Linked DNA regions of Homo sapiens: region 1 is linked to region 2. Evidence: read pairs that join two places in POLR2A ChIA-PET (ENCODE). Cell type or tissue: PC-9. All regions are shown on one strand. Links, peaks and the distances in the headings refer to the core of each region. The heading gives the core; the rest is flanking DNA.

Region 1 (5,367 bases), core at 272-5,271, 590 kb after region 2:
CTTCCAGCTCAGATTTTCTTTCCCCAGAAGGCTTCCCCCACATCCACCCCCTCACCTTGCCCACCCTTCCCTCCACCTGGCTTAGAAGAGGTTACATAAGCAGATGCAGGAGGACACAGATGTTAGGACCGAATGGTTATGTTAGGACACAGATGTTAGGACTCTCCTTTCCTGAAAGTCCACCTCCCCCAGCCCCTGCTGAGATAGCACTGATGGAAAGGGCTGTGTCCTCTCCCTCCCTCCCCATTCCACACCCTGCGCGTCCCTTAGGTACAGGCTTTCCCTCCACTGTGTCCTCCTCTCCTCCATCCCCTCCAATTCTAGTCCTGTCCCTCACCCTTCAGCTTCTCGCCGGGCGCAGTGGCTCATGCCTGTAATCCCAGCACTTTGGGAGGCAGAGGCAGGCGGATCATGAGGTCAGGATATCGAGATCATCCTGGCTAACATGGTGAAACCCCGTCTCTACTAAAAATACAAAAAATTAGCCGGGCGTGGTGGTGGGCGCCTGTAGTCCCAGCTACTTGGGAGGCTGAGGCAGGAGAATTGCGTGAGCCCGGGAGGCGGAGCTTGCAGTGAGCCGAGATCACACCACTGCACTCCAGCCTGGGTGACAGAGCGAGACTCTGTCTCAAAAAAACAAACAAACAAAAAAACACTCTTCTGCTTCTCCCACTCACTCTCTCTCTCTCTCTCTTTTTTTTTTTTTTTTTTTTTTTGAGACTGAGTCTTGCTGTCACCCAGGCTGGAGTGCAGTGGCGCAGTCTAGGCTCACTGCAACCTCTGCCTCCCGGGTTCAAGCAATTCTCCTGCCTCAGGCTCCCAAGCAGCTGGGACTACAAACATGCTCCACCATGCCTGGCTAATTTTTTTTGTATTTTTAGTAGAGACGAGGTTTCACCATGTTGGCCAGGCTGGTCTCGAACTCCTGACCTCAGGTGATCCATCCACCTTGGCCTCCCAAAGTGCTGGGATTACAGGCATGAGCCACCACGCCTGGCCTCACTCTCTTCTTTCTTAGCTTTCTCTTGGGGCTTGTGGAGACTAGGAAAGGGCACTTGGGAAATTGGCATATTCCTTGTGCCTGCAAAAGAACCTGGCATATAATGGATGCTCATATAATAAATATTTATAAATAAACCTGGCATATAAATTTATAGTTCCTTCACTTACATTCTTTTATCCAATTCTCCAAACACCATGCCATTCAAGTGAGTCTGTGGGATGCCAAACCTGGGTTTGAGGTCTGATTTCTCCATTTGCTATCAAGTTCCTTTTTTTTGAGACAGAGTCTTGTTCTGTTGCCCAGGCTGGAGTGCAGTGGCACAATCTCAGCTCACTGCAACTATCGCCTCCCAGGTTCAAGGGATTTTCCTGCCTCAGCCTCCCGAGTAGCTGGGCCTAGAGGAGTGCGCCACCATGACCGGCTAATTTTTTGTATTTTTAGTAAAGTCAGGATTTCACCATGTTGGCCAGGCTGGTCTCGAGCTCCTGACAAGTGATGCTTCTGCCTCGACCTCCCAAAGTGCTGGGATTACAGATGTGAGCCACTGCGCCTGGCCTACTTAATGTTTTTGAGTCTCCATTTCTTTTATAAAATGAGAATGATAGAAATAGTACTGAACTAACAAGACTATCGTGAGCATTACATGAGGTAACACACCTAAAGGGCTTGACCCATAAGCACTTAGTGAATGGTAGCCCCTATTATTATCTCCGAAGATGCAATTCTTTCCATCATCCAAACTCCCTTTTTCTTCTTTTTTTTTTTTTTTGAGACCAGGCTGGAGTGCAGTGGTGCGATCTCTGCTCACTGCAAGCTCCGCCTCCTGGGTTCACGCCATTCTCCTGCCTCAGCCTCCTGAGTAGCTGGGACTACAGGCGCCCGCCCCCGCGCCCGGCTAATTTTTTATATTTTTAGTAAAGACGGGGTTTCACCGTGTTAGCCGTGATGGTCTCGATCTCCTGACCTTGTGATCCGCCCACCTCTGCCTCCCAAAGTTCTGGGATTACAGGCATGAGCCACCGCGCCGTCCCCAAACTCCCTTTCAACATGATCTGAACCAATAACAATTTCTCACTGAATTGCATGCTACCTTACCCACAGCCTGTAACCTCCTTGAGGCTAAGATCTCTGTTTTTTTTTTTTTTTTTTTTGCACCAGGGATACAGCAATTACCTCTGTCTTCTACTAAGCTTAGCACACAAAAGGGCTTGATTCATGAGAGGAATGAATAAAGGAGCACTGCTACCCCCACAGCTGAACTCTAAGCTTCTGGAGATAAACCCACCCCCTGGATTTTTTCCATGTTTACCCAGAGTCTAGCCCAGAGTTCCAGCACTGAGTAGGACCTCAGAGACTTAAGACCTAAGTACTCCAGTGTCGCCTAAGCAATGTCTTGTTTGCTCTCCCATCTTGACCTCATAGTTGCCTTGCCCTCCCCATCTCCTTTGCAGACTAGTGACTTTGCCAGCTCAGCTCTCCAGGTGTGGGAGGGGAGGTCCAACGCGCTCCACTGGGCAGGCACCGACAGCCGGCAGGACAGGTGTGTTGTGGGGCCAGAGCCAGAGCTGGGGACGTTTGGAGGCCTCCTGTGACTACCAGAGTGGGTCGGGGTGGGGGAGGGAGGCTGCCTGAAGCCAGAGCCAGCCGGCTGCTGGCCGGCACTTTGTCCTCATCCTCCCTTTCATCCCCAGCCCTCGGAGCCTGGGAGTTTCTCAATGGAGCAGGCGTGTGGGGAATGCTCTGCAGGGGGCTGAGGGAGTTGGCGTACGGTGGGGGTGGACATTCCAGGCATTCTTTGCTTTCTCTGGGAGTCAGGCAGTGAGGACGGAGGGGGGAAAAGCTGCCCAGCACCAGAGTAAAGGGGATTTCTTAGGAGGGAGAGAATAAAGGCTGTGGGGGTGTCTTTACGCAGCAGGAGCAGGGCTCAAGCAGACAGGAGCAGGGGTGGGAGGAGAAGGAGGCAGGTGGTGGGGGCAGGGTGGGATAATCTGCCAAATCCACTTCTACTTTAGTGCCAAAGGCCGGAAGAGCAACTGGGACCCTGGGCCCAGGGCCTTCCCACCTGTGTGCTTAATAGGGTCAGGCCAGAGCTACTGAGCTCACGTTTGTTTTGATTCGGCAGTTTTTCTATTTCCCATCCCTGGCAGCCTAGGGGAACGAGTATTAGGAGAAGGCTCAAAAACCTGCTCAGCACCATCCCTCCCCACCTCAGTCACCAAAGAGAACAGCAGGGCCTGCTTCCAATCACCTTTCTGGTTTTAATGGTACTTTTTGGCCACGGAGGTCCATTAGGTAGAGACCATTAGGTAAAGAGACTCAAGAGTGTGGAGTGGAGTGTGGGGGGTTGTGGGAGGAGGTGGAAATAGTTGCAAAAATATCTCTCTGTACACAAAACTTAGATGTCATAGTGGATTTTCCCAGAACATAGCATTCACATTATTGAAAACAGCAAGATTCACTTTTCCTAAAACACAAAGCCAAGAACATAAAAATAAATATGGACATTCTAGAGTCCTGAAGGCCTAGAGAACACATCCATAGTCTGGACTTTAGAGCAGCTTAGAGGCAGAAGTTCTGAGTCACTGAGGTCCAAGGTGGAGTCCAGAGGAGGCTGGGCCCCTTGAGATGAAGTCCACACAGCAGGCGGAGGCTTTTCAAGTCTTTCAGATTCACAGCAGCAACTTCAGGAGGCTCAGGCCAGGTTTGGAGGATGGAAAAGGGAAGAGAACCATTGAAGAAACAGAGATTGTGTTCTCTTACTCCTAGGCTAAATAAGGAAGGGTTAGGTGGGGCGCGGTGGCTCACGCCTGTAATCCCAGCACTTTGGGAGGCCGAGGTGGGTGGATCACCTGAGGTCGGGAGTTTGAGACCAGCCTGACCAACATGGAGAAACCCTGTCTCTACTAAAAATACAAAATTAGCCGGGCATGGTGGCGGGCGCCTGTAATCCCAGCTACTAGGGAGGCTGAGGCAGGAGAATCGCTTGAACCCGGGAGGCGGAGGTTGAGGTGAGCTGAGATCGCGCCATTGCACTCTAGCCTGGGCACCAAGAGCGAAACTCCGTCTCAAAAAAATAAATAAATAAATAAAAATAAAAATAAAAATAACGAAGCGTTACTCCAGACCATTCCCAGGATGCCTCATGCACATTAGGGGTGCCACCATCCAGTTCTGGTGGTTGGTAGGAACGGGAATGTGTGTGTAAAGAGGTCTGGCCCCACTTGGGCAGGGAATGAGTAGGGAAGGAGCTGTCCTTAGAAGGCACCATGTGTACAGAGTATTCATGGGATGCAGGAGATGGGCCCTGGGAGAGTTCTCTTTCCAGGTCTCTGTGGCCCCCCCATGTACACAAGAAACAGGCAATGTGGACTCTGTCGCGGGCATTCCCGTTCCCCTCTCTTTAGTATCCTCTTCGTTCAGCAGGGCTGAAGACAGACACTGAACCCTTGGCGCATTTCATTTGCCTACTTCCCATATCCAGCCCTGCTCAGGGCTCCACTGCAAACCCTCTCAGCCTTCTGAGCTGGGATGCAGGTCCTGGGAGGTGGGGGAGAAGGCATCTCCCCTCGGGGTGCAACCAGCTGCATCTGAGAGCCTGACCGGGCTGGGGCAATGCCTACTCCACTCAGGTGAGCTTTGAGCAGACCCTCAGTGCCTGTCGGTAGGTCGCTGTCACCTCCTGGCAGTCTGTCAGGGAAAAGCAGCTGTCCCCCAAAGGATCCTGCCGCCAGCGCCTCAGGCAGCTTCCAGGGCCCTCTGAGGGGGGCTCCTCAAGCCCCGTGAGGTTGTCCACAGACACACAGCCCCGCAGTGGGGGCTCTGGGAGCCGTTCAGGCAAGTCCAGCTGGTCAAAGGACTCAGAGGACAGGATGCTGTCCTCGCTCACAGCCCCTGAGGGTCGGCTGGCCCGGGCCAGGGGGCGAGGTGGGGCGAGTTCATCCAGGGAGCCGAAGGTGGTGGGGGCCGCGAGCTCCAAGGCTGTCTGGGAGAACTTGCCATTGAGTTTGAGGATGCCTTTGCGATGGAGGAGCAGCCCTGAAGCTTGCGGAGGCTTCTGCTCCTTGGGATCCCCACTCACAAACACGTCGCCTGCGTCCAAGAGCTCCCCAGATTCACTGGGCTCGGGAGAGGAGTAGTAGCCAGACTCGCGCTGTCGGGGCTTCTTGAGAATGCCCTTCTTGGGGAGCAGGGGGGCAGCCTGCCCTGGGCTCGCAGGGATTGGGCTGAGCTCCGGAGGGTCCTCCTGTACCCCTTCTGCAGAGGCTGACACCTTCTTCTTGAGAATGCCCTTTGGCAGCTTGAGGTTGCTCTTGCCAGGGCGATGGGCAGTGTCATCAGCCGTGTCACTGTGGAGAGACTGGGCC
Region 2 (5,367 bases), core at 54-5,053:
GCATTTGAAGGAGTTTCTTGGGTCAAGAGTTCCCTTTGGGGCACTAGGCTGACATCCTGGGGCTCCCTTTGGCTATAGCTTATTCCTACTATAGCTGTCCGCAGTAGAGTGGCTCCTTGGTGGGTAACTGCTCCCCCAAGGGAGGGTCCTGAGCTTCAGGAAATGTGTTTATGGACCTCTAGGAATAGGCTCCATCTCACCGGGTGGGTTTACAACATAAGAAGTAGCTCCATATTAGCAGAATAGGAGTTAAAAGATTGTCCTCATTTCTGAGCTTTGGTTTCAGTTCTGAAAATTCTTCTAAACAAACCTGTTCAGCTCCAGATGTTCAGACCCACCTCTGTCCTCCCAGCCCCAGCTCTGGGGCCATCAAGCACACAGGCCTGGGGCAGGTGTTCCAGCCACTCTGCGACTCCCCAGGAGCAGGGACCCAGCCCTCCTCCCACCATGGTGATCAGTACACAATTCAGTTGTGGAGCAGGGGGGTGATGAGTCAACTTTGGCTTTGGACAAATTACAAATGGCAGAATACCTAGAGTTTCCATGAGGCTTCACCCCAAGATGAAGCAAACTTAGGAAAGTTCCACTTTCCTCTTGGGTTTGGAATCAAAATTGGCTGCAGGGTACACAAGAGGGGGCTGGGGTGTGACTGTTGTCTCCTTCCCTGACTTCTTGCCTCCTGCTACCTGACAGAGGCGGTGTTGGCTGGGGTGTTGGCTGTGAGTGCAGGGGGTGCGTGGGTGAGTGGTAATGGCTCTCAGGATCTCTGCTCTGGTTCTACTGTGGCAGGAAGGAAAAGGCCTAACGCCAAAACATTCCTCCCTGCTGTCCCCAGTGCAGTATTTTTCCACCTACTCCTCTGGCTTCAGTATCCATTTAAATAGAGAGAAGGCAGGTGGGGATAGAGGAGAGAGACCAAGGGAACTAGAGACAGACAGACAGCGGAGAGGGGAAGAGGAAGAGGAAGGAGGACAGGGTGAGCGGGGAAAGAGGCGAGGCGAGTAGAAAAGAAAACGAGAGCGGAAAGAAGATAAGCAGAGGAAGTGGGGGCAAGAAAATGAAAAGGGAGAGAGATAAGAAGAGGAGGGTGGGGGAAGCTCAGCTTTGCGGGTGCTTGGCAGAGACTCCTCCTCCAGCTAACTGAGGAATCTGCCTTCCTAAAATCCATCTGGAGCCCAGCACACCCCAACCTGGGGAGAAGGAAGCAAGGCTGTGCCTCGCCTGGTGGCACGGTCCTGGTGGCGAGCTCCTGGGCTTCATGGGGATGTGTGAGCAGGGCTGTGCCACCCTCTGTGCCCACCTGATGGGAGATCTCTCCCCCGACCCCAGGGCCCCAACCATGCCTCATGCACAAACCACGTGTCTACCATTATATTCCTTTCTGTAGCAAAAGACTTGGCATGGGAAGCGTTCCTCCGTCTGCTCCAAGGGAGAGGCGACCTCTGAAAGGAATCCCCTACTCCTGCCCCTGGCAGTGCCCAGCCAGGAAAGGTGCAGGGTCTCTGGGGGTGAGCCCCCCACCTGGGGCTCTCTTTGTTCCTTTCTGTCCTGGGGCTTTGGCTTAGGAAAAGACTCACACACAGTGGAGTTTATGGGCACAGTTGGATGTGTCTGTGTTGCCATGACAACAGTGAGGGCTGCCCCTGTTTTCTTCTCCATTCCATACTCTGCTCCTTTCACAGGCTAAAACCTCTGTCTCTCTCCCCCATTCAAGCACTAACCAGGCCCAGGCCTGCTTAGCTTCCCAGATCAAAGGAAGTCAGGTGTGTTCCGGGGGGTATGGCTCTAGTGTCTCTCTCTCTCTCTCCCTCTCCCCCGTTCAATTCTCAATTCCTTCCTGTCCCCGCTGCACTATTGCTAATTTCCATAGGACTTAACCCCCCCTCCCCCATCCCTGTTTCTCCCTCTGGAAGGAGTAAAGCTATGCAGGTTTTTCTTCTAAGACTGCAGGTTCCCAAGAGCTGGTCCCCACCACTGTGGGTGGGCAAGCATCCTATGCTGTAACTGGGAGCAGAGGGGTAAGGGCCTTGGGCTAGGTGTGTGGGACGGGTGGGGCCTGGGGTTTCCAGCATCCTCTGAGAAATTGCACTCTTCTTCCTCAGGGTATTCCTTCAGCAAACCCCATCCTTGTCCCCAGGCATCTGCAAGGGCAAGCCTCTTCTACCTCAAAACTTGTTGCACTCTTTCTTGCAATTCCTGGTCAAGATTCTTCTCGCACTGTGAGCTTTGCCTGTTTAACTCCACCTGACCTCAAACACCAGGACTCCTCTCAGCTTTTAAGTGCACTCTGGAATATCGATCTGCGCTTGCTTCTGTGGTACGTGCCCCCGTCTACATTCTGCGCTGCGTTTATGTGTCCAGCCTCCTCAGCAGCCCAGGGCAGTAGTTTTGTCAGTCAAGCACAACTTGCTGTGCTCCCCTCCAAATCCCCTCCCCAGTACCAGACCTCTGTCCCATGGCAAACCCATTCTGTGCAGATTGGCAGGGCCAGCCAGCCTGGCCTCCTTTCTTCCACTCAGCCCCACCTGCTCACAGGGATGGGTACCCGGCCCACGCAAAGCCAGACAGTGCCTTCTCTGAGATTTGATGCTAGGATATAAGCTCTTTCTCTGGCCAGGCGTGGTGGCTCACACCTGTAATCCCAGTACTTTGGGAGGCCGATATGGGTGGATCACGGGGTCAGGAGATCGAGACCATCCTGGCTAACATGGTGAAACCCCGTCTATACTAAAAAATACAAAAAATTAGCCAGGCGTGGTGGCGGGCGCCTGTAGTCCCAGCTACTCGGGAGGCTGAGGCACGAGAATGACGTGAACCCGGGAGGCGGAGCTTGCAGTGAGCCGAGATTGTGCCACTGCACTCCAGCCTGGGTGACACAGCAAGACTCCATCTCAAAAAAAAAAAAAAAGCTCTGTCTCTGGCCTGTGAGCTGCAGGACAATTTAGGCTTGGAATTTCAGGGGCCACATTTCTCACTGCATGAAAAGAAACTAATACCTGGCAGGAAACAGTGTCATGACTAATACTTCATGTTTACGCATCACTCTGGGAATTTGCTGAGGGCAAGGGCTGTGTCAACCTCTCTCAGACTGGAACTCTCTAGGGGCGGGAATGGGGTTTACCTCATTAGATTGGGAGCTCCCCTAGGCAGGAGTGACTCTAAAGCAGATTAGGTGCTAAAGTCCTGGTAGTGTAATTGGTAAAATATCATGCATTTAAAGCTCCTCACTGAAGGCTTAATTCCTTATTCAGATATCTTTATAAAAATCCCACCTGATCATAAGCTCTACCTGGGTAGTATCTATCTCATTTGCCATTCCAGGTACTGAGTCTAAAAAGAAAGACAAGGCCATCTTTGCCTTGGGGAATTTGCAATCCTGGAGCAGAAGGTATATGTGCTATGATGGAAATACATAGAGGGTCCAGTGGGAGCATGGGGAGAAATGGAAACACTATCTCAGGACAGGTCTGGAAAATCTTCCGAGAAAAGATCCCAAGCCAAGTCCTGAAAGAGGCACAGGTGTTCGTCATCTGGGCAGAGTGGAGAGTGGCATTCCAGACCAAGGGAACCGCCTCAGCAGAGGTGTGAGGTGCTTGGGAAGGGGAGGTAGGTGCCAGATGTTGGGGGAGGGTGAGGCTGAATCACCTCCAGGTGTTTAGGGGCATCTTCCCATTCACTCCTCTCCCAGACCCTCCCTTGAAGCAGTCTTTAGTGGAACCATCTTCTGCTGTTTGGAATCCACAGTCCTTCAGGGCAGACTAAAGATCCTGGGCCATGCAATATGCTTCAAATGACCTCCTTCCTTAGCCTTCATCTTCGGGCTACCATGAGTCAGAATTCTCCGCTGCAAGTCCCACTAACCAACTCTCTCTGTTAGAAGCACAAATAAAATATGAAATTTACAGAAATATAAATGGAGCGATGTATTTCATCAGCTGAGGATACAAAGAAGGTCACAGATCTTTGAATACTTAAATCAGTCCTTTAAGCAAGCACATTTCCAACTAAGCAGAAAGTCTAGTATCTCTTAGTACCCTCTCTTCCTCCCCAGCGCTTGCCCCTGACAATGGATGGAAAAGCCCTAGGGCTTGTGTAGTGTGATGGGCCAGTAAAAAGATCACTGCAGAGCCGGCCCAGTCCCTGCTTCTATCACTGCCTCCTGAATGATGGCTCTGCATTGGTCTCACACAATCCAGAGGGGCTTCCCCATGGCGGCCTTTATGCCTTTGCCAATCAGACGCCTGCGCAGACCTGCTCATGGCTATGCCACTTCTGGGGTTTCTGATACAGTGCAAATGAGCTTTTACTCACCTGTTTTGCTACTGTCCCCACAGGTCACCAGCTAAGTAGCTGGGTCTGGGAGAGTTTCTAGCCACTGCCACACTAGCCACACTCTGTGCCACACTCTGTGCCAGAACCGGCCACTTTGCCATCAAGGTAATGCAGGCTCCAGTGTGAAGGCAGCTGATTGGGCTATACTGGCGCTTCCTAAATTTCACTGTGTGTGAGAATCACCCAGAGAGCTTCTTCAAGCACAGATCTGGGGCCCACACTCTCAGACATTCTGATTCGGTAGGTCTTGGATGGGGCCTAATAATCTGCATTTCTAACAACTCCCACAGGATGTTGATGCTGCTGGTCCAGGGGCCACACTTTGCTTAGCCCTGTCTGCAGTTGCCCTCAGGATGAATTCTCCCCTGGGGCCCCTTTTGTCTATTCTCACCGGTGATGTCTGAGGTCATTACCATCTCAGTCCATCAGGACCTGCTGAATTAGAGCAAATAAGAGATCAGCGTCCTGATCCTTTTCCTTTCAAGGGGCTCCCTGGGCGCCCTATGCAAATGTGTCTACATCTTCCCGGCTACCTTTGACTCCTCTATTCCAATAGTTCTCACAGTAGGGTCCCCAGACCAGCAGTATTAGCATCACAAGGGAACTTGTTATTTAATAGAAATCCCAATTCTCAGGCTCCAGCACCGACCTCCTGTCCTGTGCACTTTTGTGTGGAAAAGTGTCAGAGTGGCCTAGAGGCAGGATGGGCAGGAGTGAGGAGAGAGCTACTCTTCACTGGGTTTTCCACAAGAAAGGCAAAGCAGGGCGGAGTGAACATTTTAGAATTGGCTAGTTTGGATAATGTCAACAGGCTTTAAACTACAGGGGTGGTCTCCAGTTGCCTGGTACCTGGCCCTGGGATGAGTAGGGCAGAGGAAGATTGCTTCCCGGGGTAAAAGGGCCAGACTGAGATCTGGCTCTGGGTGGGTTCGTTTGCATATAAAAGGCCTGCTCCCACTGAGCCCATCACTGTCTCTAAGAATATGGCTAGCCCAGGGAGGGGCAGTCTGTCTCCAGCCAGAAAGATGTTTAAAC

The links. Peaks named below come from ENCODE experiments on the same cell type or tissue, not always from the same donor. Only the 100,000 strongest peaks of a DNase experiment are listed, where the experiment ranks them.
Region 1: POLR2A ChIA-PET joins it to region 2 with 10 read pairs; 1 of 35 experiments calls an interaction of 5 or more read pairs at or near these places.

What each region holds. Positions count from the first base shown.
Region 1 is chr1:205,298,822-205,304,188 of GRCh38, forward strand. It overlaps NUAK2 (NUAK family kinase 2), which reads right to left. Exons shown (of 7, transcript NM_030952.3): 7 at 3,242-5,367. The coding sequence ends at 4,629. Among named protein-coding and RNA genes, the nearest start is that of NUAK2, 20 kb to the right of the region's middle. RefSeq lists enhancers at 1,792-2,643, 2,560-2,854, 2,644-3,496, 3,497-4,348, 5,202-5,367. In PC-9, for the core only: no CTCF peak of the experiment used is centred there; DNase peaks (open chromatin) are centred at 2,490 and 2,690; H3K4me3 peaks cover 1,121 bases; H3K27ac peaks cover 2,851 bases.
Region 2 is chr1:204,705,640-204,711,006 of GRCh38, forward strand. It overlaps LOC105371693 (a long non-coding RNA gene), which reads right to left. Exons shown (of 2, transcript XR_922454.3): 2 at 3,240-3,870. It also overlaps the pseudogene RNA5SP75. Among named protein-coding and RNA genes, the nearest start is that of LRRN2, 23 kb to the left of the region's middle. RefSeq lists enhancers at 3,320-4,289, 4,290-5,259, 5,260-5,367. In PC-9, for the core only: no CTCF peak of the experiment used is centred there; a DNase peak (open chromatin) is centred at 3,022; H3K27ac peaks cover 584 bases.